5 separate regions of the Mus musculus genome follow, and regions 1, 2, 4 and 5 are each linked to region 3. Evidence: chromatin loops called from intact Hi-C (ENCODE). Cell type or tissue: heart. All regions are shown on one strand.

Region 1 (5,000 bases), 110 kb before region 3:
GACCAGGCTGGCAGTGAACTCAGAGATTTGTCTGCCTCCGGAGTGCTGGGATTGCGAGTGTGTGATTTCACTTGGGTAGGGGGCAAGGTGTGTGTGTAATATACAAAATAACGGGAATGAAGTGGGCCAACCCCTCCAGAATAACTCTCCTATTCATTGTACTTTTGCTTCCACCCATGTGCCACCGCCTCCCAGCTCCCTTTTTAGAGTTTTTTTTTTTTCCAATGACTTTCTGTCCAGACTTTCTTTTTAGGGGATTGGAGGATGGGAAGTGGGGGTGGGGGAGAGAAGCAGTCACAGAGGTCTTCTATGTCTCTCATTCTCAACTGTGAGTCTGCAATCATCAATACCACTGCAAAAGAAGCATGCTTGCCCTTTACAGTCAGCAGCAGCAAGGATCATGGACGTCCACATGGTTTCTGGCTACAGCACGGGCCGCAGACAGACCATGGACATTCCCAAGGCCTTTGGTGGTAACAAGGACCATGAGCATCAACCCCAGGGGCAGCACAGCTCACTGTCACCAACGTGGCTTCGGGCAGCAGCTCAGATCTCCACATCCACCTGGCCTTCAGTGGTAACTCTCGCAACTGGCAATTTCTTAAAGGTTAGCTGCTCTGTGGAATCTGAGAATGTACTATTTTGTCACATCCAATCTCTGTTCTGAGTGGATCTTTTGCCCAGGTATAACTTTATAGCTGCATACTTTGACCATCTGGAAGCAAAAGTACAATGAATAGTAGTTATTCTGAGAGTTGGCCCACTTCATTCCCATTATTTTATATATTACACATAGAGACACATACACCTTGCCCCCTACCCAAGTGGCGCTGAGGAGTGAAATCACACAAGTGTTCGTCTACCACTGAACTATACCTCTACCCCCGCTTTTTTTTAAAAGACGGGATCTCATATAGCCCAGGCTGGCCTCAAACGACCTTGACCTTGAGCCTCTGCCTCCTCCATGCAGAGATTCCAGCAAGCATTATACAGTATGGGCAGAGGTGTCATCATGCCCAACTGATTCTCATTTCTTCCTGTCACTCAGCCGACACTCCCGTGCACCGCCCTGGCAGTTTCCCTGGCGGCCTTACAGTAATATGCAAAGTGGCGGCAGGTCTCAGACCAAAGGTGAGGTCATGGGCCTCAAGGACAGGAGCATGGTCATTAACTGCAGGTCGTTATTCACGAGGAGGAAAATCTACTGGGCAACTGGTCAAACACGTTTTTTCAAAACTCAGATATGTGTTTGAGTGCCTGAGTTTACCATGGCAGCACACACTGGCAGCTGTCTTCCTTGAATTATTAGACTCGTTTTTCTCATTTTCTTAAAAAAATGTTTAAACTTTTTTTTTTCTTTTAGAGACAAGTCTCTTATGTAGTGAGACCTCAAATCCACAGAAAACCTCTGACTCCCAAGTGTTGGGATTAAAGGTGGGTGCACAGATAGATACTATAAATCATCCAGTGGTCTGTTTTGTGCTGAGAAAAGAACCTAGTTCCTTCCGCATGCATACGAGCAAAGTTCTACCTCTGAGCTAAGCCCCAAAGCACAGGAGTGGGCTCGCACTCAGCGCCCCTTTCAGTAGTTCCTGTAACTTTGAGTACGAGCTGAAGGGAAGAAAGCCCTTTAGAAACCACCCAGTCCACACCATCCACAGCCTGGGACAGAGCATCTGTTGTTCCTGGAGGAAAGGTGTGAGCAACTCACAAGCAACTCAGCTTAACTATTGAAGAGATTAGCACCCACTGCAAGGAGAGAGGCCTGGCTTCTGCTGGGACCATGTGCCTTGAAGGCAAAAACCATACCCACTGACTATTCAAGTTCATTTAAAGAAAAGAATAAGCGGAAGAGGTTCCTTGGTCCTCAAAAGCAGGTGTCTAGGAAGGTATTTCTCCAGGGTCAGCATACAGAGGCTGTGTGGTTTGGGGTGGGGTACAGGGGTGAGGGGTGGGGTGCAGGGGTGAGATGCAGGGTTGGGTTCCATCCCAAGTTGGATGCAGAGTTTGGCAGTATTGTCCATTGGTGTTGGCTTGCAAGATATGAAAGATGCAAGATTGAGAGGTCAGGGAGAGAGGCTGAGGCCGGCACTGTTGCAGGGTGGGTTCTCTGCCCTTCAAGGGTCTGGCTTAGGCCGACCCCATGCGGCTAGGGTGGGAGCTGTGGGGGCTCAGCTTGTACAAGGCCCTAGGTTTGATTCCCAGCACTGCTAAGAGAGAAAACAGATCCAACAGGTGTGGGGTAGATAGCCGTCTTATTTCACTACCACAAAGCCCAGAGGCCTGCAGTAAGGTCACCTGTAGCTCTGGCTGCTGGCACGAGCTCGGGTGTCCGTTTACAAGCCTGCCTGTGTTCCATGACAAACTGCAACTGTCCTGCAGGTCCTTCAGAGCCCATGCTTTCCCCTTGGAAGTGAGTGGCCTAATTTTGGGGATGGATGTCCACCATCCAGGGGAACGTGTCTCGAGTTCAGACAGTCCCCTGAATATACTGTGTCTCTATCTTGGGCAAGTTCCTCTGAGCTGGTACCAGCTCTGTCCACAGAACTGCTTTGACAGGTCACTGGCTTTTCTCCACGTTGTACATTCTGTCTGCCCAGAGTCCAGCGAGCTGTGTGCCTCTGCAGGCATCATTGACTTAAGATATTCATAAGTGTCAGGAAGAAAGCACAACCAAACCGAAATGTGCAGTTAGAAAAAGAAGTATGGAGTGAATTGTGGATTCATTAACAAACTGTCTGCCATGTGCTTCGGCCTACTGTGCAGTGAGCAGGCTGTCTTCTTCAGCAACCCATCTTTCCTCAGGGCCAGAACAAACAAGGAACCGAGGAAGTGATTGGGTCCTGCGGATCGCGTTACGGAACCTCTGAGGGCTGTACTTGTCCAGGCCAGCCTTCACATCCTATCTCACCTCACCTGACCCTTTTCCACCACGAGGGGGGGATCTGTTTTCTTTGGGCAGCCTCTCCACATGTGATGTCCCCGAGCAGAACAGATGAACCTCATCAGTGTGGAGTGGCCCTAGAAAGAAGTGATGCGCTCTGAGATGTGTTCTCTTTGTGCAGGCCCCCCTCTGTGAGAAGGCACCTGATAGCTAGTGCTAATCCTATGTAAATCTCTATTGGCTTCCTGGAAAGATGGCCTTTGGACACGCTAGCTCGCTAGCTCGGGCTCCTGGAATTCATTATAGAGCACAAGCCAACACTGAAGTCAAAGCAATCCCCCGGTTTTTGTCACCAATCTTGCTTTAGATGGGCTTTGTTGTTTTGTTTATTTCTGAGACAAGGTTTCTCTGTAGAGGAGGTTTCAAGATCCTCCTGCCTTGGGATTAAAGGTATGTCTGGACTTAAGGTGGTTAGTTTTTTGTTGTTGTTTTGTTTAAAGTTTTATTTTTTGTGTAGGAGTGTTTTGCTTCTCTCTCTCTCTCTCTCTCTCTCTCTCTCTCTCTCTCTCTGTGTTTGTGTGAGTGTGTGTGTGTTTGTGTAAGTGTGTGTGTGTGTGTACTTAATATGTACCTGGTGCCCACAGATGGCCTGGAACTGCAGATTATGAGTTGTCATGTGGGTGCAGGTGAGTCCTCTGATGGTGTGTCAAGTCCTCTTTCCTGCTGAGTGGCTCTGGAGTCATCTTTGCCTCAACACATTTGTCTCAAAGCTCAATACTTCGAAGTCACTTTAAAAGTAGATGGTTTGTATCACTGAATAAATTCACCAGATGTGGAGGTTGGGCGGTCCATGCCTGTCTGTAGGACCAGGGTTCAATTCCCAGCATCCATCCCGGGTAGCTTACAACTACTTACAATTCCAGCTCCAGAGGTCTGATACTCTCTTCTGGCCTCCACGGACACTTGCATATATTTATACCAACATATAAATAAAAAACGAAAACAAACAAAAACCCCCCAAAAATCCTTCAAGCATAAATAAAAATAAAACTTAAAAAAAATTAAGGTGGTATGTTTTGTGATACCAGATTGCTCCAGCTCAACCTCCTTGACAGACCAACTCTTGCTTCTGGTAAGATTTCATCCCCCTTAGCAAGGGGGAAAGGAAGGACAGGTAGCTGGATTTGGGTCCTGTAACATTTATACAAGAGGAAACCGAGAAAGGTAGGCATCGGACAGCAGACTCTCCACAGGGCCTTGATCCAGCGACATCACCTCTTTACGGGCCCCCCTAAGTGTGAACTGAATACGAACACTTCACTTTTTGGAGGAATAAAAATGAGAGTCACAGCCAGAGCCAGCCTGGTTCCTGATATTGAAGTCTCTGTTCATTCCTGAAGCAGTTGGAACAAGTGGCCCACTTTTCATGTGGGGAGGGACCTGGAAGCTTGTCACTAGCCGGCCCACACAGGCCCTGTGCCTCGTTGATTTTAGATCACCTCGATTCCCATTCTTAGCTTTGGTGTCAGGGCTGTAGAACACTGGGAAGGGTGTACGTCAAGTGAGGGTTCAGGATGTTGCCCCCCACCCCCATACCAGCTCTTGGGGGAGCCTTAAATCTTATCCTAACTTTAAGCACCCATCTTGTATTTGATATCTGCCAGTGGCTTAGAAACACCCTCCTTTCTGGGGAAAGTGAAAACTAAGATGGGAAGAACTATGGAGAAACCACTTCTCTTCTGGAATCCTCAAAATAACTATTTTATTTTCGCCTGGGGAATGCTGTAGCTTTCTGGTATCCAGAAGAGCTGGAAAGTGAGCCGAGAGCTGCCCAAGACCATGGGCTGGTGCAGTCTTCGAACGGCCTCCCACCTCCAACCCCACTCTGGGCTTCAGCAGGGATGAGGAGAAAACAGCTCAAAGGAAGTACAGCCTTTCTCTCTGAGGAGGGCTTGAGGCAAGACTGGCTAGGAAGGAATGGGGTTCTCCCTGTGGAGGAAGGGGATATGTTATTCACCCCCCCGCCCCCCGGAATATAACCACAGGTGGGAAGGGCCTCACAAAAAAAGACCCACGTCTCATGTTTTTCTTTGAAGGAAACCCCATCCCATTCTGT
Region 2 (5,000 bases), 150 kb before region 3:
GATCCCTCATAGATGTACTCCACTGTTTTTGGGTTTTAGTTAGTTCCAGATGTAGTCAAGTTGACAACCAAGAATAGCTATCACGTTCACCCTTTGAAGGAAGGAGTCTACTTCACTACAAAGCCTAGGACGGCCTGAAACTCACTATGTAGACTAGGCTGGCCTTGGACTCAAACTCTTAAGAGATCCACCTGCCTTTGTCTTCCAAGTGCTGAGATTAAAGTCACATACCACTATGTGACAGTATATGTGCTATGATATGTGCTATGACCCCTTTTTGGCTGAGAAATTTTTACATAATTCTTAGTATGTAGGTATATAAGAGTTATATAGGCAAATATTTACTGATAATTAATCTTGAAGTATATGTGTATATATATATATACACACACATACATACATACACACACACATATAATTTATCTTGCATCAAAAATGAAAACAAATTCCATACTAATGAAATGAATGGGTTTATTTGGTTTTACATAAAGAATTAAGTCTTGAGCCGGGCATGGTGGCCCACGCCTTTAATCCCTGCACTCGGGAGGCAGAGGCAGGTGGATTTCTAAGTTCGAGGCCAGCCTGGTCTACAGAGTGAGCTCCAGTACAGCCAGGGCTCTACAGAGAAACCCTGTCTCAAAAAAACAAAAAGGAGAATTAAGTCTTGGGGTTAGAGAGATGACTCAGTGGTTAAGAGTGTTTGCTGCTCTTGCAGAGGACCCAGATTTGATTCCTATACCCACATGGTGGCTCACCACAATCTGTAACTCCAGTACCAGAGTATCTGGAACACTCTTCTGACCTCATCAGGCACCAGGCACACATGAAGTACACATACAATAATGCAGAAAAAACCACATTAAATAAAAATAAATCTTTTTTTAAATAATTAAATCTTAAACTGGGTATGGTGGTCCACACTTGTTTAAGACCAGCCATAGCTATATAGTCCATCCTGGACTGCATGGTGGCAAATGTCTTTAATCTTAGCACTTGGGGGACAGATCTGCATTTGAGACCAGCACAGCCTACATAGCAAGTTTCAGGCCAACTAAGGCTACATAGTAAGATCCTGTCTCAAAAACACAACAGAGATGAGGCTATATCTCAGGCAGAAACTTGGCTAGCTTGTGTGAGCCACTAGCTTCAGACCTCAGTACTGTAAAAAACAACAGAACAAAATGGCACAAATATGTTTAAGGCCATTTCAGAAATTATTGGAGATTCTGGGCTAATCTCGAGTCAGAATTCACTTAACAATTTTTGTTTTAAATGAAACTCAAAAGTTAGAAATTCAAATATTAGTTTTTATTTTAGACAGGGTTTCTCTGTGTAGCCTTGGCTGTCCTGAAACTCACTATGGAGGCCAGGCTTGCCTTGAACATAGTCTACCTGCCTCTGTCTCCCAAGTGCTGGTTAAAAATATACTAATGTAGACCAATAATGTCTTTGTTTACTGTAATGTTTTTGTAAGGATGGGAAGCTGTACGTACAGTAGCCGTTTTCTAACATGCCATAGTCTTGGGTGAGCTCAGGTGCTGCATGGCATGGCTACATGGACACTGCACACACAGTAGATGTGCTCAGAGGGCAGCCAGTGAACACCGCAGACTTATTGCATGTTTGCTTTTGACTGTTTTGCCTGTTGCACCTTAGAGAACCTTTTCTGTTACCATGTCATTCACAGCCCCCACATTCAGTTATGTGACGCAGCTCAGTTTAGAGCTGTGGCTTGTAGTTGTTATCCGTTGTACAGTGATAGCTCATTGGTGATAGGTGATGTTGAGCTGTTTTCCCTCCTTCCATGTCATGATGCATCTTATTGCTGTCATGTTACAGTCCTAATCTAGCAGAGGCTTGAGCTTCTGATCTTCCTCCCTCTACTTCATAGTCCCCTGGCTTCTGTGGTGCTGGGATGGAGCCCAGGGTTTCATGCTAGGCCAGTGCTCTTCTGAGCCTCATCCAAATTAAACAAAACAAACCAAAAAACCACCTACCGTTCTCATATCTAAAACTGTAATTATCCACTGTGTCTTCCTAGATCTGAATTTTACAAGCACATTGTGCTTTCTGGAGGTTCTACCATGTATCCTGGCCTGCCATCGAGGTTGGAACGAGAGCTTAAACAGCTTTACTTAGAACGAGTTCTGAAAGGAGATGTGGAAAAACTTTCAGTAAGTATCTATATCAGCTGTTACCTTTGTTTTACAACCCTGTAAAGTAGCTTGTGGATCTTGACAACCACCAGAGGGAGCAAGAAGTCTTACAGCAGATTTTGGTGCAGTTAGCCTCTTGAAGCCTTGCAGGGCTCACTGGAAATTGTCTTGGGGGTAGTGCTTCTACCTACTAGGTTACACTCTGGTGAGAAAACACAGGTGACTGAGTCCAGTGTCCTTGGTAGTCTGTAGCATTCTTTTTTTTAAAAAAAGATTTATTTATTTCATGTTTATGAGTACACTGTAGCTGTCTTCAGACACATCACAGAAGAGAGCCTTGGGTTCCATTACAGAAGATTGTGAGCCACCATGTGGTTACTGGGAATTGAACTCAGGACCTCTGGAAGAGCAGTCAGTGCTCTTAACCACTGAGCCATCTCTCCAGCCTGGACTGGTATGCAGTGTGCAAGTGTTTGGGAAGAGCCTGCTTTTGCTGTGGAGAGAAGGGAGAGGAAATGTCCTGGCTTGCTTGTTTTCTCTCTCCCTCTCCCCCTCTCCCTCTCTCCCTCTCCCTCTCCCTCTCCCTCTCCCCTCCTCTCTTTTCTTCCTTTCTTTTCTGGAAACAGTCTTCCTATGTAGTCTTGCCTACCTTGGAACTTACTATGTTGACCATATAGGCCTTGAAGGAGCTTACCTCTGTGTCCCAGGTGATAGGATTGTAGATTCTATACCTATATGTTTTCTGGGCATAGGGTATGCTAGAGTGCTTGCCTAGGCCCTGCGTACAAACCCTAGAACTGCAAAACTGAGAAGGAAAGGGAGATCAGTGTATAAAAGTCACATTTTCAGTAGGGTTTACCAAAAGAGCAGTCAGTGCTCTTAATATATATAATTATAATATTATAATATATAATTCATATATATCCTATACACCATCACAGCTATCTTGGTTTTTAATTTTGTGAATATGTAACCAGCCTTTACTCTTAGCTTGTTAGAATTCTGGTTTTAGGTTACTTTTCTATTTGTTGTATGTCTTATCTCCTCAGTCATGTTTGTGTTCTCAGAAATTCTCACAGCTCTTAAAATGGACTTTATTGGTCGTTGTCACCATGGACTAGAATATAATTGCTGGTAGTTCTTTGGCATGCCCTGTCTTCTCAGCTCTAGACTGTGTGAGGCATTCTGTGCGGTAGCCCTAGCTGTAACTACCTCAGTGACACTGACTCAAGCTCGCCTGCCTCTAGGATGAAAGGTGGATACCACCAATCCCAGCCTCAGCCAAGAATCATGCTTTTTATTCTCTGGATTTGCTCTTTGCTTTAGATGATAATATTCCACTTTTCAGAGTATTCTGTGTAGAGACACCAATGTTACAGTGCTTTCTAATAGCTCACTCACAGTTCTCATTTCATTGAGCTATTTAGGGAATTTAAAATCCATCTCTGGTGATCATTCTTTTTTTTTTTTATAATTTTACTTTTTCTTTCTTTTTTTTTTTTTTTTAATTATTTATTTATTTATTTATTTATTTAATGTAAGTACACTGTAGCTGTCTTCAGACGCACCAGAAGAGGGCATCAGATCTCATTGCGGGTGGTTGTGAGCCACCATGTGGTTGCTGGGATTTGAACTTCGGACCTTCGGAAGAGCAGTCGGGTGCTCTTACCCACTGAGCCATCTCACCAGCCCTCTGGTGATCATTCTTTACCCTGTAGACTTTTTTGAGGGGCGTATGCTCTGTAGCACTATCTTTTGGTAAACCCTACTGAAAATATGACTTTTACACACTGATCTCCCTTTCCTTGTCAATTTTGCAGTTCTAGGGTTGGGACGCAGGGCCTAAGCAAGCACTCTAGCATACCCTATGCCCAGAAAACATTTCTTGAAACTCCATCCCTGTGCCAAAACTGATTTAGGCCATGCTGTGAGTTTAAGTTGTTTACCAGTAGTAATAATAAATGGTGTGGGAAAAAGAAAGGAAGACTACAAGGTAGAAAAAGGTTGTTGTTGGTGACAAGTCGGTATGCTCCCTCACTCCTGATTGATTAGACAGGTCTTGGGTCAGATACCTGTCTAATCAGATAATATTATCCTGATTGATTAGACAGGTCTTGGGCCAGATGCCTGTGTCAAGTTAGGGATTGAGCATTTCTAGTCAGGAATAGTGCAAAAGCATGAGTTGGCAGAAATGTCCCAGTGTGGCTGGAACAGAGTAAGCAAGAGAGGGTAGAAAATGAGGTAAGAAAACTAGCGGGCAGACAGGTCAGTTAGGCTTCTATGATGTAGTCAGACTTTTACCCCTTAAAAGAATCTGTAAGCCCAGTGTGTTGGAGGAGGAGCCAAGAAAGAAAGCCAGGAAGTTATGAGAGGAAGAACTGGCAGAGGTTGAACATGGAGTAGGGTGAAACAAACGGTCCTCTAAGAGAGTGAATGGAGAGTGGGAAAATATCCTAGACGGCCAGACAGCGTGAAGGACCCGGGCAAAGTTGGTGACACATTATAGCAAAATAATATAGAGCTTCTGTACTGTGTGCTGAGCTGCTTGAAAGCAGGTTCAGACCTGATTACCTGAGTGGATGAATGTAAGGAGAGAAAAAAAGTCAACAAGGGTGATGTAAAAAAAAAAAATGGAGGGGAGAGGTCTGGAGAACTGGCTCAGTGGTTAAGAGCACCTGCTGCTCTTGTAGAAAAGCCGGGTTCAGGTCACAACCATCCGTAGCTCAAGTTCCAGGCAACCCAGTGCCCTCTTGTGACTGCCTTGAGCACCAGGCGTATACACGGTACACATAAATACATGCAGCCAAAACTCAGACACATAGCTAACTAACTACCTAACTCTCT
Region 3 (5,000 bases):
AGGAATTAAACCACAGTCTTATGGAAGATCTTAACTGCGAGCCATCTCTTCATACCTCTCTTTAAATTATTTTTCCTACCATGGCCTAGGACCTGCCTGAGGTTTTCTGAGAGGACCTATGCACCATCTAGACAACGAGCAGGATTGCACCCAGGGCTCAACTTGTGGATTTGCCTGGAATCTGAATTTGCGATATTAAAATCCATTTCAATTTTTGAAGGGGGCACCATGTTTTCACTTGACATGGATGACACCAATTACAGAGTCACTGGGTATTTCCTGAGGTCTTGCCATGGAATAAGGGACAGGGATTATGTCCTCAAGACTAATAGACATTTCTGTTCTCCTGAATATGCCATTAGAGACATTCCACTTAGATTTTAAATAGCTACGAAACAAACTGGGGGATGAAATATTTGCTTCAAAAATAGAAAATTGCTGGACTGGATAATCCCATTCTACGGAGGCTGGGGTAGGAGGATTGATAGTAGTTCAAGTCCAGCCTGGTCTACAAGTAGAATCCTAGGCTAGACATAGCTAGTAAGCAAAATCCAGTCTCAAACAAAACCACAAACAAAAAACAAACAAAACAAAAACAAAACAGCCGGGCATAGTGGATCATGTCCGTAATTCTAGTATTCTAGAAGCAAAAAGGTGGGTGGATCTCTGTGAGTTTGAGGCCAGTCTGGCCTATATAATGAGTTCCATGCCAACCAGACTACATGATTAAGACCCTGAATCAAAGTAGTGGTCGTGGTGATGATGATGATGATAATCAGCAACAACTAAAACAAAACCCATACACAAAACAAAAGTAGCCCTCTTAGAGGTCTGTGTGTATTGAGAGTTCCACGGGGGCTTGAAAAATAAGAGTTTCACCTTTGAGTCAAGTAGAAACCAGTGGTTTCATGCTTTCCACAACCATGATCTTTGTGGATACACATTGAGGTTCAACACTGGATTCTGAGTGCTCATGACAAGTAGTGGTAAGGACGCCAAACCTCGAGACCTGCATTTTGGTTTTCTCTTAGAAGACCTGAGGTCCTGACAGTGAGGTCTCTGTTAATTCTTCAACTTTTACAGGAATAAACAAAGCAAACCTTATCTTTCTTCATTTTTTGTTTGTTTGATTTGGGGGGTATTTTTATTTGTTTGCTTGTTTCTGTTTTGTTTTTTTTTGTTGTTTGTTTGTTTGTTTGTTTGTAGGCCGTGAAGAAAGTGAGACATACTGGGTGTGGTGGTAGACACCATTAATCTTGGCAGTCTGAAGGTAGAGGCAGGTAGATCTCTTGAGTTCAAAGCTATATTAGTCTACAGAAAGAGTTCTAGGACAGCTAGGGCTAAATATTGAGACCTTGGTTTAAAAAAAAAAAAAAAGACTGGGGGTTGGGTAAGCTGTAGAGTTGCTTAGTGGTTAAGAGCACTGGTTGTTCTTTCAGAGGACCCAGGTATGATTTGCAGCACCCATATGTCTGCTCACAACCTTCTATAACTCTAGTTCCAAAGATCTGACATTGTCTTCTGGACTCCAAGAGCATGAGGTACCCAAGCAATGCATACATAGTTATACATACAGGCAAGATACCCATACACATAAAAGAAAATAAACATAAAACAAACAAAAAGCAGACCCATTCAGAGCTAGGAGATAGGTTAGTATGAGGCTTACTTGTCATCCGAGGGCCTATGCTCCTTCTTTAGCACCCACATTTGATGGCCTGCAATTATAATCCCATTGTTGAAGAGATGGAGACAGGAAAATTCCACAGGGCTTACTAGTCACTTCTGTGGTCTGACAACTTTCAGATTGAAAAGCAAGGTGGATGACTCCCAAAGAACAATAACGGAAGTGTCTAATGAATTACTTGGATCACACCGATCTATTTCTAGAGTTTGTTGTAACGTCTCGGGATTTATTTGTTTTGATTTGTCCCACTGATGTCTTATTTTTTCTTATTCTGTTACCCCCACAAACTATAATAAAATCATGTCCTTTCTCAAAAAAAAAAAAATCGTAGACATTCGAAAATAAGTAAGCAGGGCGTGGTGGCGCAAGCCTTTAATCCCAGTACTTGGGAGGCAGAGGCAGGTGGATTTCTGAGTTTGAGGCCAGCCTGGTCTACAAAGTGAGTTCCAGGACAGCCAGGGCTACACAGAGAAACCCTGTCTCGAAAAACCAAAAAAAAAAAAAAAAAAATATTAGTTTGTCCCAATCTTAGATTTAGATTTCAATTCAGAAGCATTATAACCATCAATCGGGGCACGGTAGACTCGAGAGACTGAGACAAAATAATCACTGTCCGTTGGAGTACACAGTTCCAGGCTAATGTGGGCTAGAGTGAGACCCTGACTAAAAAATAAAACACAAGTCACAAAACAACAACAAACCCAGAGAATTTGGGATTTTTGTTTGTTTGTTTTATTTTGTTTTGTTTTTTGATACAAGACTACGGTGGCACAATCTTTTATCTCAGGAGGCAGAAGGGTCAGAAGTTCAAGGTCATTGAGTTCCAGGCCAATTTGAACTACTTGAGACTTGAGTCTTTTAAAATAAAGTGTTTACTCAGTAAGATCTTAAAACTTCAAAAGTACTATCGATCTGCTCACAACTTCACGGAAACCCAGCACAGTTGCCTGCCTCTTAACTCCACAGGCTGGGCAGGGGAGGCCCCGTAGCTCTTTCCTTTCCCAGGGGCTGTGGGAAAGCCCGGAGCGCCCCTCGGCGGCCGGATCTGCAGGCTCTGCAGCGGGGCAGCTCCTGCTTTTCGAGCCGGCGGCCCTGTGGGGCGCAGTGCGGAACCCGCACTTAGGCGGCCGGACAGCCGGCTGCGCGTGGGATCACAGGCCAGGAGCCGCGGCCTCAGGGCTGTCCTCGCCTCACCCCACTCTGCCCCTTCAGTATTTCTCAATGACCGGCGCTCGAGGACACTTCCGACGCGGGGGAGGGGTGCCACTCGCGCGCCGGTTTATCAGTTCCTTCCGGCCGCGCCCGGGCCGCTGCAGCGCCTGCATCACTATGCTCGGGCGAGCAGCCGCGGGTACCCGCTGTGCCAAGGGAGCCGAGGACTGTGCAGACGTAGTGAGAGGCGCCGCGGCCCTGCAGGGTGAATGGCTCGGGCCCATTGCACAATCTCCGGTATAATTAGCCAAGGGCGGCGGTGCAGGGCTCATCCCCCGGGCAGCATACTCCGGGATCATTTTCCCTTTCGGTTGCATGGCCGGGATTTTATTAAACAGACGAAAGGCCCCCGCCCCGCCTCCCTCCACGCTGGTGCAAGTATTATGAATGAAACGCCAAGCCCGCTGCTACTGCGGTCGCCACTTCAGGTAGGAGGGTGGCTCGACCGTGCTCAGCAGCTCACCAAAGGCTCGGGTATGCATTTGCTCAGCAGAGTCAGAATGCAGGAAGTAATCGACGGAGCGAAGAAGGAAGCATTCTTTGTGTAAAAAATGTAACCGCCAGGGTTTGCCCCAAGTTTCAGTTTACAACTGTACAAGCCTCAGCCAGTTTAAGAATGGGCTATGCAAAGGGTCTTTTCGTCTGTGGCAGCTCACCTTCTAGCTAGCCGCAGCTCGGTGGGAAGAGCTGTTTCTGGCAAGTTACTACCCAATTCTAGCCCTTCCCCCACCCACTCCAGGAAAGATGGAGAAGGCTGACCTTGGGGTGCACTCCTGAACTCTTTAACAGGAAGCAAGTGGATTGCAAATTGGATCCTGGCAGAGAGTCAGACCGAGAGGAGGAGAGGAGACAGAGAGGGGTCCTCCCCTAATCTTGCGGAGGATCAGAATTTCTGAGTCAGGCTGGGTACGTGGCCCAGTTAGTAGGGTGCATTGTAGCTTTTATTGCGCATGAAGCCCTAGGTTCGACTCTGCAGCCCCTCATTAATCCGGCCTGTAACCTCAAGATCATCTTCACCTACACGGTGAGAGACACGGGAGTCCTTAAGGTTTTCTCAGAGGAGACAAAACAAATGAATGAAGACTAATTAATTCAGAAACTGCAGCAACTGAAGCTGGAGCCATGTCCGTAGTTAAATGAATTTTAAATCTTGCTTGTGTGTGTGTGTGTATTTAACAAGCATGTGAAGGAATCCTTTGCCACCGCCGCACCCCCCCACCCCACCCCCACCCCCCCACCCCCCGTTTTAGCAGTCTCTATAGCCCTAGTTGGCCTTCAAGTCAGTCTGCTTTTGCCTTCTGAGTGTTGGGCTTAAAGGCGTGCACCACCACATAGGCCTAGAAAAATTAGTCCTAAAATTTAGGACATCATTTCTTTCTCTCCCCCCAACCCCTACCCCCTCTCTCTGTCGTGGTTCTGCCTCATGAATGCTGGAATTACGCGCACACACCACCACTTCTGAGCTCAACTAGATTTCCTTTTTGCTCATATGAGCCAGTATATTTGTGAAGACTGAACCGAGGTCCAGCTGCTGGGCCAGCATTCTACCACCTAGCCACGTCTGTAGTTTCTCTTCACACATTATGACTTAAACAAAGGAAAGACGAAGGCCAAGGAGAGGAGCCTGGCTTGCAGAGCTGGCTGGTCCGATCCTCACCACCCTTCTCTCTCAACCTCCCGAGTAGCTGGGCTGCCACTGTTTCCCATCATTCCTTGCTGCAGCTTCTTTCACACGTGGGTTTTTAGTGGGTGGGAGGCCATGGTGAAGGCAATTATTTTTCATAGCTGCTTAAGGTCCAGGGTATTCTATGAAGCCACGGGGATGCCAAGGCACACGAACTTCCTGCCTTCTGGGGTTTGGGTTGTGTGTGTCAGGCATCTAAACAGGTTAGGATTTGTGGCCAATGGCTGGTGTTTGTATGAGTGGGGTAAGCACCAGAGTAAGCTAAGGTCAGAGAAAGGCTCCCCAGAGGCTGGGAGGTTTGAGTCAAATCTTGGCAGATAGTGTGATGCCACGGTTGTGGATAGATAACTGGAACAAGAGGTAAAGGGAGAGAGAGTCAGATGAGCATAAAAGTTCTGAGGTGCACACGGGGGTTAG
Region 4 (5,000 bases), 110 kb before region 3:
GAACATCGAGCCTGTTTGCTATGTGCTGAGGCTGGTGGACCCAGGGGAGGGGTGCATCAAGCATGGAGTGAATGCAGGATTGTTGGAAACTGTTAATAGCTTTGGGGACCAAAATAACATTTAGGGGTTGCTGGGCAGATTTATCTGTAAAATATGTTTCTTTCCTTTTCTTTTTCTCTTCTCTTCTTTTCTTCTCTTTTCTTTCCTAACTATCTTATAAAATAAGTCACAAAAACCTCCAAGACACAAGCTGCGCTTAAGTACCATAAATTATCAGCAGGCACATATTCCAACAACAGCTCCCCAAAGCAGGAAGCACAGGCCACAGCAGACCTGGGAATTTCAGTTGTTAGCTGCAGTGGTTCTGCAACACTAAACCCGGCTTCTGAAAGTTCTGGCTTTGCAGACGTAGATTTATATCTTTTTCCTTTTGTTTCTTATGTCTTTTTGAGCCAAGGTCTTACTGTGTAGTCCAGACAGACCTAGGACTTAAGCCATCCTCCTTTTTCAACCTCCTGAGCCTCCACCACATGGTGTACAGAACTCTCTTTAAAAAGCATGTGTGTGTTGAAGCCGGGTGTGGTGGCGCACGCCTTTCATCCCAGCACTTGGGAGGCAGAGGCAGGCGGATTTCTGAGTTCGAGGCCAGCCTGGTCCACAAAGTGAGTTCCAGGACAGCCAGGGCTACACAGAGAAACCCTGTCTCGAAAATCCAAAAAAAAAAAAAAAAAAAAGTGTGTGTGTGTGTGTGTGTGCACGAACACTTGTGTGAACATGTGCACGCATACAATGTGCTCGTGCACACACACGCGCACCTGCACCCACTCATACATGCACACACAGGAAGACCCTAGGTGTATGGCTGTACCACTCTCTGACCTATTCTTTTGAGACTGAATTTCTCACTGAACCTGTTGCTATACTGGGTATATGCAGCCATGCCTGCCTTTTTAATGTGGGTTCTTGGGATTTGAACCCAAGTCCTCAGGCTTGCCGCGCAACTGTTCTTATCCACAGAGTTATCTTCAAAGCCTCAGAGCTCTGTTTTTCAACAGGAGGCAGTGAACACGCAGTGTGTCCATGAGCATAGGAAATGAGGCTGTCCTCCATCTCCTAGAACAAATGAAATGTGAGCGTTCCCTAGGTAACAGACCAGCCTCCTCATGGCTCGAGCAGCAAGGGAATGAGACGCCCCGAGAGACTGTGCAACTTGCTGTGTCCTCTAACTGTGGGCCACACTACAGCCTAAGGGTCAGTCAGCTATTGGAGACTCCCAGCTCTGGGCAGCTGCCCTGTGGTCCCAGCCAGAGTGTGCATCTACCTCAGCTCAGCACAGGGAGTGTAGAGATGCTGCATCTGAGAAAGGCTCCTCTTCCCGGCCTGACCACCATCTTTGCTGATGCAAACTCTGCCTGGGGCTGCCCCAGGCACCCTCAGTGAGCACTGCCAATCCAGTTACTAGCGTCAGGTCAGACTCCAGAGAGTATGGGCTGCCTCCCTTTCCCCGCCCTGGCCTTTGTGCCCACGGTGCAGCTGACCCAGTTCTTTGTAGAGAGGTGGGAAATAACCCTAGTCAGATGAGAGGAGATGAAGCAAATGCAGAGATACTTGAAAGTTCAGACATAGCTCTCCTAGGAGGGGGTGAGAAGCACCGGCCTTGTCTCTTCCCAGCATTTGAGGGAGGAAGAAGACTTCCAAAATACCAGAAGATGAGGGACGAGTGCAAAGCATTCTGTCTTCTGGAGAGGGATGAGTCATGCAGATCACGTGATCTCCTAGCCCCACCCCACCCCCATACTGCAAATGTACTCACATTGAGTGCACCTTAGATCTCTCCCGCCCTCCACCTTCTCCCTTCCTTCAAAACAAAAACACCAGCTGAAAGCCCACTATTTCCCTCCCTGTCTGCAAGCCTGCCGTGGTGTGGCAGCCGATAGCGAGGCCCCGGGCTCTGACTCAGACCTCCTTCCAGGTTGCCTGCTTTCTGCAAAAGGAACTTAGAAGCAGATGAACGGGTCTTCGGGGCATGCATGCATCCAAGGCGGTACAGGTGCACCTCAGGTTTGCAAGGATGGAAGACCCCACTATAGGACTCTTTGGGCTTTGGCTGCTGCAGTGATGAACTTTTGTTTGTTGTTGTTTGTTTGTTTGTTTGTTGTTTTTGAGACAGGGTTTCTCTGTATAGCCCTGGCTGTCCTGGAACTCACTTTGTAGCCCAGGCTGGCCTCGAACTCAGAAATCCGCCTGCCTCTGCCTCCAGAATGCTGGGAATAAAGGCGTGCGCCACCATGCCCGGCAGTGATGCACTTTTAAAGGACCACTAGGCTGGTAAGGAAGCAAAGACAGTCACCAAAAGGCGTCATGTAGGGGCCACACCACATTTCCTGCGCCCAAATGGGGAGACTCAGAAGTACCAGTGACCCCAGCGTCCTATCAGTTCTCTCTCTGTCACTGCACTGAACAGGACGGTTTTATGATGCTGTAATTGTCAGCTTTTAAGGTTGGGCAGACAGGATCGATTTTCTTTCTTTTGGAAGGGAGAAGGGTTTTTTTGGAAGCTACCCAAAAGGCAACCATAGTTACTGAAGGAGCACGGCAAAGCGTGAGTTGGAGGTGGTTATTATCCAAGCCTGACAAAGAGGGAAACTACGTGGGTTGATTTTCGCATCAAGCCACAAATATCAATCCCAAGGACTCCCAGATGAATGTGGATGCAGGGCAAGATGCACCTGATACGGCTTAAGGTATTCCTATTAGACTGCCAGGCAGCTCACAGGAACCAGAAACCTGGCATCAGCCCTCGAGCAAAGACAGGTCAGGAGCCAGTGTCCTGGCAGGACATTCACTTAGTGGATCGTCCCGGGATTCGAGCAGGAGAGCGTTCTCAGATTTCCTGCCATTCCCGTTAGCAGCTCTGAGCCAGACAGGCCTAGGGCTGAAAGGACCAGTTTTATTTCATCCAACCTCTTGGTTGATGACCATCTTCCACTAGGGTAGAAACTATCTTCTCCCAGTGTTTTCTCTTGTTGGCTGTGGTGCTGAGGATCAAACCCAGCGTTAAGCAAACACTTTAGTAACTACCAACTGAGCCCTACACCAAGTCCCCTGGCCCTCCCTCAGAGAGCAAGCTTTGAGCATGTGTCAACTCCTCAAGATGTTTAGAAAGACATGGAAGAGAGGTTAGGGTGTGGAGTGCAGCTGCTCAGACAGGATAGGAGCTATACTGAATTCTCTCCCTTAAGGATCCCAAGAGGTGGGCAGCAGATCCAACTGTTGGCTGGCTCAGAAATATCCTGGTAACAGTCGCCAGGCATGAACATCAAAACTAAGCAGGCATAAATCTACACAAAGGAGCTTAGGGCACCCATTCACATTTGCCTTGTCTGATGACCAGGGCTGAGCCATATGGCTCCCTATGCAATGGAAAAACACCAACAGAGGGCCAACAGAAAGATAGCAGAGCTGTCCTCAAGCCCCGGAAGTCACACATCTCCCTGAATGTTACTGTCCTGAGTGAACTAGATGCTGGGTTCAGATAACCCGGTCGTGACAGCTGCATGATGCTGGGCCGGAACTCACTGGACTTAGAACAAAAGAACCAAAGGTCTAAGATAAGATACAAAGAGCAGAATAGGGATACAAAGTAACCAAAGCCAGAGGAGACAGAGCCACTCTAGGCCAAGGGAGTGAAGGGCAGGATTGACAGGCTGGGCGCAGAAGCATCTCTCTGTAATCCCAGCACTCAGGAGACTGAGGCAGGAGGATTAGGTGCTCAAACCTATTTTTTGGCTACATAATGAATTCAAGGCTAATCTGGGCTACATGTGACCCTGTCTCCTACAAGAAGAAGAAGGAGGAGGAGGAGGAGGAGGAGGAGGTGGTGGTGGTGGTGGTGGAGGGGATTGCTTTGTGGAAGTAAAGTGCTTGCCATGCAAGCAGGATGTCCTGAATTCAGAGCCCCAGAACCCACATGAGAAGCCTTGGGAGCAGGAGGTTGGGGCTGGGGACATTGGGGACAGGTGGGAGCAGGAGGTTAGGGGCTGGGGACATTGGGGACAGGTGGGAGCAGGAGGTTAGGGGCTGGGGACATTGGGGACAGGTGGGAGCAGGAGGTTAGGGGCTGGGGACATTGGGGACAGGTGGGAACAGGAGGTTAGGGGCTGGGGACATTGGGGACAGGTGGGAGCAGGAGGTTAGGGGCTGGGGACATTGGGGACAGGTGGGAGCAGGAGGTTAGGGGCTGGGGACATTGGGGACAGGTGGGAGCAGGAGGTTAGGGGCTGGGGACATTGGGGACAGGTGGGAGCAGGAGGTTAGGGGCTGGGGACATTGGGGACAGGTGAGAACAGGAGGTTAGGGGCTGGGGACATTGGGGACAGGTGGGAACAGGAGGTTAGGGGCTGGGGACATTGGGGACAGGTGGGAGCAGGAGGTTAGGGGCTGGGGACATTGGGGACAGGTGGGAACAGGAGGTTAGGGGCTGGGGACATTGGGGACAGGTGGGAGCAGGAGGTTAGGGACTGGGGACATTGGGGACAGGTGGGAGCAGGAGGTTAGGGACTGGGGACATTGGGGACAGGTGGGAGCAGGAGGTTAGGGGCTGGGGACATTGGGGACAGGTGGGAGCAGGAGGTTAGGGGCTGGGGACATTGGGGACAGGTGGGAGCAGGAGGTTAGGGACTGGGGACATTGGGGACAGGTGGGAGCAGGAGGTTAGGGACTGGGGACATTGGGGACAGGTGGGAGCAGGAGGTTAGGGGCTGGGGACATTGGGGACAGGTGGGAGCAGGAGGTTAGGGGCTGGGGACATTGGGGACAGGTGGGAGCAGGAGGTTAGGGACTGGGGACATTGGGGACAGGTGGGAGCAGGAGGTTAGGGGCTGGGAACATTGGGGACAGGTGGGAGCAGGAGGTTAGGGGCTGGGGACATTGGGGACAGGTGGGAGCTGAAGCTCATTGGTGGGTTCCAGGTTCAGTAAAAGAACTTCTCAAAAAGGGGG
Region 5 (5,000 bases), 94 kb before region 3:
CCCTGTCTCTGCCTCCCCAGTGCAGGATTAAAGGTATGGGCGGGAAGGGGCCCCGGGGTGAGCAGACTTGAATGCCCAGATTCTCACCACCTACAGACAGCTTCGACTGCCTATAACTCCAGGTCTGGGGGGAGCTGATGCTCTTTTCTGGCCTCCATGGGCCTAGTTTATTTCATTTTTAATAATGTGCATTTGAGTGTAGGTGCCCATGGAGGCAGCAGAGGGCACTGGATCCCTTGGAGCTTATAGGTGGGTGGTTGTGAGCCATCTTAGCTGGGTGCTAGTAGTAGTAGTAGGTGCTTTTAACCTTTGAGCCATATCTCATCTCTCTGTCTCTGCCCCCACCACACCCCCACACACTGGCTTGGTTTTTAGACTTTACATTTCAAGTGCTGGGATTATAGAATATGAACCATCACTCCTGGCTTTCCAGTCTTGAGTTGTCTTAGACATGAGAATGAACAGAATGTCTCAATGTGAATGAAGTAGTTACCTCAATGGTTGGAGAGGCCCAGCAGCAAGGCCTTGGAAAGACAAGCTGGTTTTCTAAATGTAAAAACAGTACTGGGCCATGGTGGAAGATAGATACTTGGCTCCTACCAGCCACTCTCCTGTGACTGGGCATAGTTGATCCATTCCTGACCTTGGCTTCCAGACACTATGACAAGTAGAACTAAAAGCCCGTCCCCACTCCCTTCTGAGACAGCAGGGTTTGTCTCTGCAGCCCTGGCTGTCCTTTACTCTCAGGGATTGGCTTTTTCCTGGTGAGGACTGAAAACTTAATGGGTCATTCTCGAGAGATCTTGGAAGCTAAGAATTCTGAGAGAAACATGGACAATGGAGGCCTGGTCCTCTGGGTTTCAGAGGGTACCAAAGACACTCTCTAGACTTGGAGTAAGGGATGTTATTGTAATACTTTGGCTAAAAATGTGTGTATGCTAATCATCAGGGCTCAAGAGTCAACTGACTAACAAGAGATCAACACTACTGAGGTGAGCCTGTGCTCACCGGGGTGCCGGTCAAGCTGGGGCCGAGAAGGCAGCCTGATGACTGAGAGAAAACTATTTGTTAGCTGGGTGCTGCTGGTGCATGCATTTAGTCCCAGCAGATCTCAGTGAGTTCAAGGCTAGCATGGTCCTTCTGATTGAGTTCCAGGACAGCCAAGGCCGCACAGAAAAACCCTGTCTCAAAACAACAACCCCCACCCCCACCCCAAACCCTACTTCTTCAGAACAAGTGCCCCCAGAGCTGGTCACGGGAGGCAGGCTGTATTCTGCACTTGGAACAGGACTTGACAAACAGTATATGAGCGTTGTCTAGGTAGTACTGGTTGAAGCTGTGCTTGTCCCATAGCAGAGCTGGAGAAACAGCACTCCCTAAGTCTGCTGGAGCCAGAAGACTACACAATGGCTAAGTTCCTGATGCTAGAGGCAAGCTACAGGATTTCTGACTTACACTGCTGGTTGTTTTTATTTTTAAAACTAATTATTTTTATGCCCTGGTTCTTCCCTTCTGGAATAAGTAAGAAACTTATTTTCAGTTTTACAGGAGTTAAGAGATTTTTTTTTTTCCTAACTCAAATTTTTTTTTCCCCCGAGACAGGGTCTCTCGGAACCTGTAGCCTTGGCTGTCCTGGAACTCACTTTGTAGACCAAGCTGGCCTCGAACTCAGAAATCCGCCTGCCTCTGCCTCCCAAGTGCTGGGATTAAAGGCGTGCGCCACCACGCCCCGGCTTGAGTTAAGAGATGTTATATTTTGATACTAACACAAGAAGATCTTAAGACAAAGTGACAGTTTAGAGCAACAGGTTTGTGTGTCAGGTTGACAAGGGTGGAGTGTTCCAGTCAGCTTTAATGGCCAGGAATTTCGGGGATTGTTAACTGGCACAGGAGGGCTCAACCCACTGTGGGTGACCATGTTCCCTGGGCAGGTGAGCCTGTGAGCAAGCCAGCAGACAGTATGTATTTCTCTGTGGTTTCGGGTTCAAATTCTTGCTTGCACTCCCCCGATTTCCCTCAGTGATGGGCTGTGATCTCTGGATCCTCTCAGCCGCTTTCTGTTCATGGTGTTTACACACAGAGTTTATACACATGGCGTTTACCACAACAGGAGGACGGAAACTAGAGCAGACGCAGGGCAAGAGAGATGATGAAGGCACAAATTACTTCCAGTCTATCCTATTAGATGGATCTTGTAAAGTGGCAATGTGACGGGCATATACCTCTGAACAGCGTCACCTATTACCCTGTGGTTGCTGGAATAAAGAGAAAGTACCATACAAAGCATTCACACACACCTAAGAGGGCAAGACCCTAAAGTATTTCAGTGACTCGTGCTACTGTTAACTTCAAGACCTGACCATCAATCAAGAATCAAGGCTGGCTGGCTGGCTTTGTTTCTTTCTTTCTTGCTTGCTTCCTTCCTTCCTTCTAAAAGAATTATTTATTTTCTACATGGGAGTATACCATAGCTGTCTTTAGACACACCAGAAGAGGGCATCAGATGGTTGTGAGCCACCATGTGGTTGCTGGGAACTGAACTCAGGACCTCTGGAAAAGCAGTCACTGCTCTTAACCGATGAGTCATCTCTCCAGCCCCAATCAAGATTGTTTCTCATCTGCCTTGCTCTTGGGTGAACTAACATAGATGCTCTGTACCTAAGAAGACCAAAAGTGAAGCTCTAATTACTCTGAGCCTGGGACCCGAGGCAGCTTTAGCAGCAGGTTTCCCAGCCGGCAGAGACAGCAGCAGGGTTAGAGCTAATTCATTAATGCCCCTGGCTGGGGACTAGGCATAGCAGAATCCTCAACGGAGCAGGCACACAGCCCTAGTGACCTGCACGTGTAACTTCAGAAACAATCTTACCCCCGTGTGCCAGCCACTGACACAATGACAATACCGTTTAGTAAAAGGATGTCTAATCAAGACTTGTAAGCTGGGCGTGGTGGCGCACGCCTTTAATCCCAGCACTTGGGAGGCAGAGGCAGGCGGATTTCTGAGTTCGAGGCCAGCCTGGTCTACACAGTGAGTTCCAGGACAGCCAGGGCTATACAGAGAAACCCTGTCTCAAAAAAAAGGACTTGTAGAGCCTACAAAAGACAAAACAACAGGAAGTGTGTGCCTAACATGAGACACTGGCCAGCAGAAACACAGTGGAGGGCTCTGTTAAGGGTAGTAAAGGGTAGTAGGGTCTTTTCTGCTCGGGTAGACTGGGCTGGTGTGATGCTCTCTCTGCAAATTAGAAGGTTTAAGATCTTAGTCAAGGTGGTCTCTTAACTCCAGTTTTCACATCTATAAAATGTGGGTAAAATCTTTGAGGTTACTTTTTTTTTTTTTTTGGTTTTTTCAAGACAGGGTTTCTCTGTGTAGCCCTGGCTGTCCTGGAGCTCACTTTGTAACTTTGTAGACCAGCTGGCCTCGAACTCAGAAATCAGCCTGCCTCTGCCTGTGGAGTGCCTGGATTAAGGGCCACCACACCCAGCGGCAAGGTTACTTTAATAAAAAAAAAAATGAAGCAAGGTATAAAATGTCTGAATTAGCTACTTTTCTACAGCTGTGACACTACACCAAGATCAGGTAACATAAAAAAACAAGAACACTTTAGAGTTCATCTTTCAACTGAAAAGCAGGAAACAGAGCAAGTCTGAGGGTCTCTCAAGCCTCGGAGGCCAACTTCCAGTGACGTGTTTCCTGGCAAAGCCACACCTCCTAAGACAAAATTCCCAGCAACTGGGGACCCAGACTTATGGGGGACATCTCATTCAAACCAATCCATTCCACAACCCCTCTCCCCCTCCCCCATAACTCATGGCCATATCATAATGTAAAATGCATTTAGTTCAACTTCCAAAGTTCCACCACCTCCACTGCTCTCAGCACTGCTGTCTTTCAAGCTCCTACTGGGATGGCCCAACAGCTTTGCCTAGAGCAACCAACCAACTTCTCTAGTCCAAAGTCCCAAAGTCTTCCACATTCCTCCAAAACACTGCACACTCAGGCCCATGTGCCGACTTTGGTATTAACTATTGTCCTTCAGCTGTGGTAAACGCTATGACCAACAGCTTATAAAAACTCCCAGATTTTCTCTTATCACCCATCTCTTCTTCGATGGCTCCAAACCCCTTTGTCTCTGAGCCCTGAGCTACAGGGGTCCAGGAGGAAATCAGCTGGAGACAAACCCAATGAATGTGTTCAAGTTGGTAGCCCAAGCTTAGACCGGCTTCCTCAAGACTGGCCAGTTGCCACAATGCCACAAAAGTGACTTCAGCAGAGCCGGCTGAATACAAGTTTCTCAGATGGGAAGTGACAAAGGATACACCCTCCGAAGGGACAAAAAGAAAAGTTGACTTTTAGCAATGCTATCACCAAATGTTAGCTATAGCTAGCCTTTTTGCTGTTTGGCATGGCTGGAGAAAGAAGTCAGGCCCTCACACAAACTAGGGAGTGAGTACTCGGCCAGGGAGCTGTTGTTTTCAATTCTTTATATGGCTCAGTACATAAAGGTGCTTGCTGCCATAGTTGGATCCCTGGAACACATATGGTGGTAGAGAACTGAGTCGCACAAGTTGTCTCTGATTCCCGCCATCTGCGAGTGCACATTCATATGCACGCATATGTGTGTATACACACACACAAAGTTAAAAAAAAAAATCCAAGAATTAGAACAAATGACAGAACTCCATAGACAGCAGCAGCAGTTAGTCAAGAGTTTTTGGTGAGGCCTCTGACGGGAAAGCCATGGACAGGCACAGGTTTGAATACAGGCTTAAAACAGAGGGGAGACTGGGAGGGCAGGGAGAGCAGACAACAACGTTGGCAATCGTCAACAATACGCACAAGCAGTTATCCTCCTGTGGGAAGACAACATGGTTCTCATTTTGAGGAGTGAAAAGGACAGGCTGGTTCCAAGGATACGTCTGACAGTCGGCAAAGTGTTTGGGCAGTCAGGTCAATGCGCTGTGAGCCCACAAGGCCACATGACCCCTCCACAGGAAGGGCA

What was found. Peaks named below come from ENCODE experiments on the same cell type or tissue, not always from the same donor. Only the 100,000 strongest peaks of a DNase experiment are listed, where the experiment ranks them.
Region 1: it touches region 3 in a loop (4-fold over the local background); 27 of 42 quality-filtered maps call a loop at or near these places.
Region 2: it touches region 3 in a loop (4-fold over the local background); 16 of 42 quality-filtered maps call a loop at or near these places.
Region 4: a loop joins it to region 3, with 2.8 times the contacts of the local background. A loop is called at or near these places in 27 of 42 quality-filtered maps.
Region 5: a loop joins it to region 3, with 2.5 times the contacts of the local background. A loop is called at or near these places in 8 of 42 quality-filtered maps.

The regions. Positions count from the first base shown.
Region 1 is chr11:20,024,068-20,029,067 of GRCm38, reverse strand. It overlaps Gm39603 (a long non-coding RNA gene), which reads left to right. Exons shown (of 5, transcript XR_872273.2): 3 at 383-607; 4 at 1,364-1,434; 5 at 2,806-4,238. Among named protein-coding and RNA genes, the nearest start is that of Gm39603, 10 kb to the left of the region's middle. In heart, a CTCF peak has its summit at 2,930; a DNase peak (open chromatin) is centred at 2,917.
Region 2 is chr11:20,069,630-20,074,629 of GRCm38, reverse strand. It overlaps Actr2 (ARP2 actin-related protein 2), which reads left to right. Exons shown (of 9, transcript NM_146243.2): 8 at 2,042-2,174. Among named protein-coding and RNA genes, the nearest start is that of Gm32080, 32 kb to the right of the region's middle. In heart, a CTCF peak has its summit at 2,243 (motif pointing right); no DNase peak of the experiment used is centred here.
Region 3 is chr11:19,918,303-19,923,302 of GRCm38, reverse strand. No RefSeq gene overlaps it. Among named protein-coding and RNA genes, the nearest start is that of Spred2, 3.6 kb to the left of the region's middle. In heart, a CTCF peak has its summit at 2,734; DNase peaks (open chromatin) are centred at 2,882 and 3,682; H3K4me3 peaks cover 2,058 bases; H3K27ac peaks cover 1,581 bases.
Region 4 is chr11:20,032,337-20,037,336 of GRCm38, reverse strand. It overlaps Gm39603 (a long non-coding RNA gene), which reads left to right and starts at 725. Exons shown (of 5, transcript XR_872273.2): 1 at 725-2,061. In heart, no CTCF peak of the experiment used is centred here; no DNase peak of the experiment used is centred here; H3K27me3 peaks cover 479 bases.
Region 5 is chr11:20,012,501-20,017,500 of GRCm38, reverse strand. The region is part of intron 4 of Spred2 (sprouty-related EVH1 domain containing 2); the gene reads right to left. Among named protein-coding and RNA genes, the nearest start is that of Gm39603, 22 kb to the left of the region's middle. In heart, CTCF peaks have their summits at 224 (motif pointing right) and 2,487 (motif pointing right); no DNase peak of the experiment used is centred here.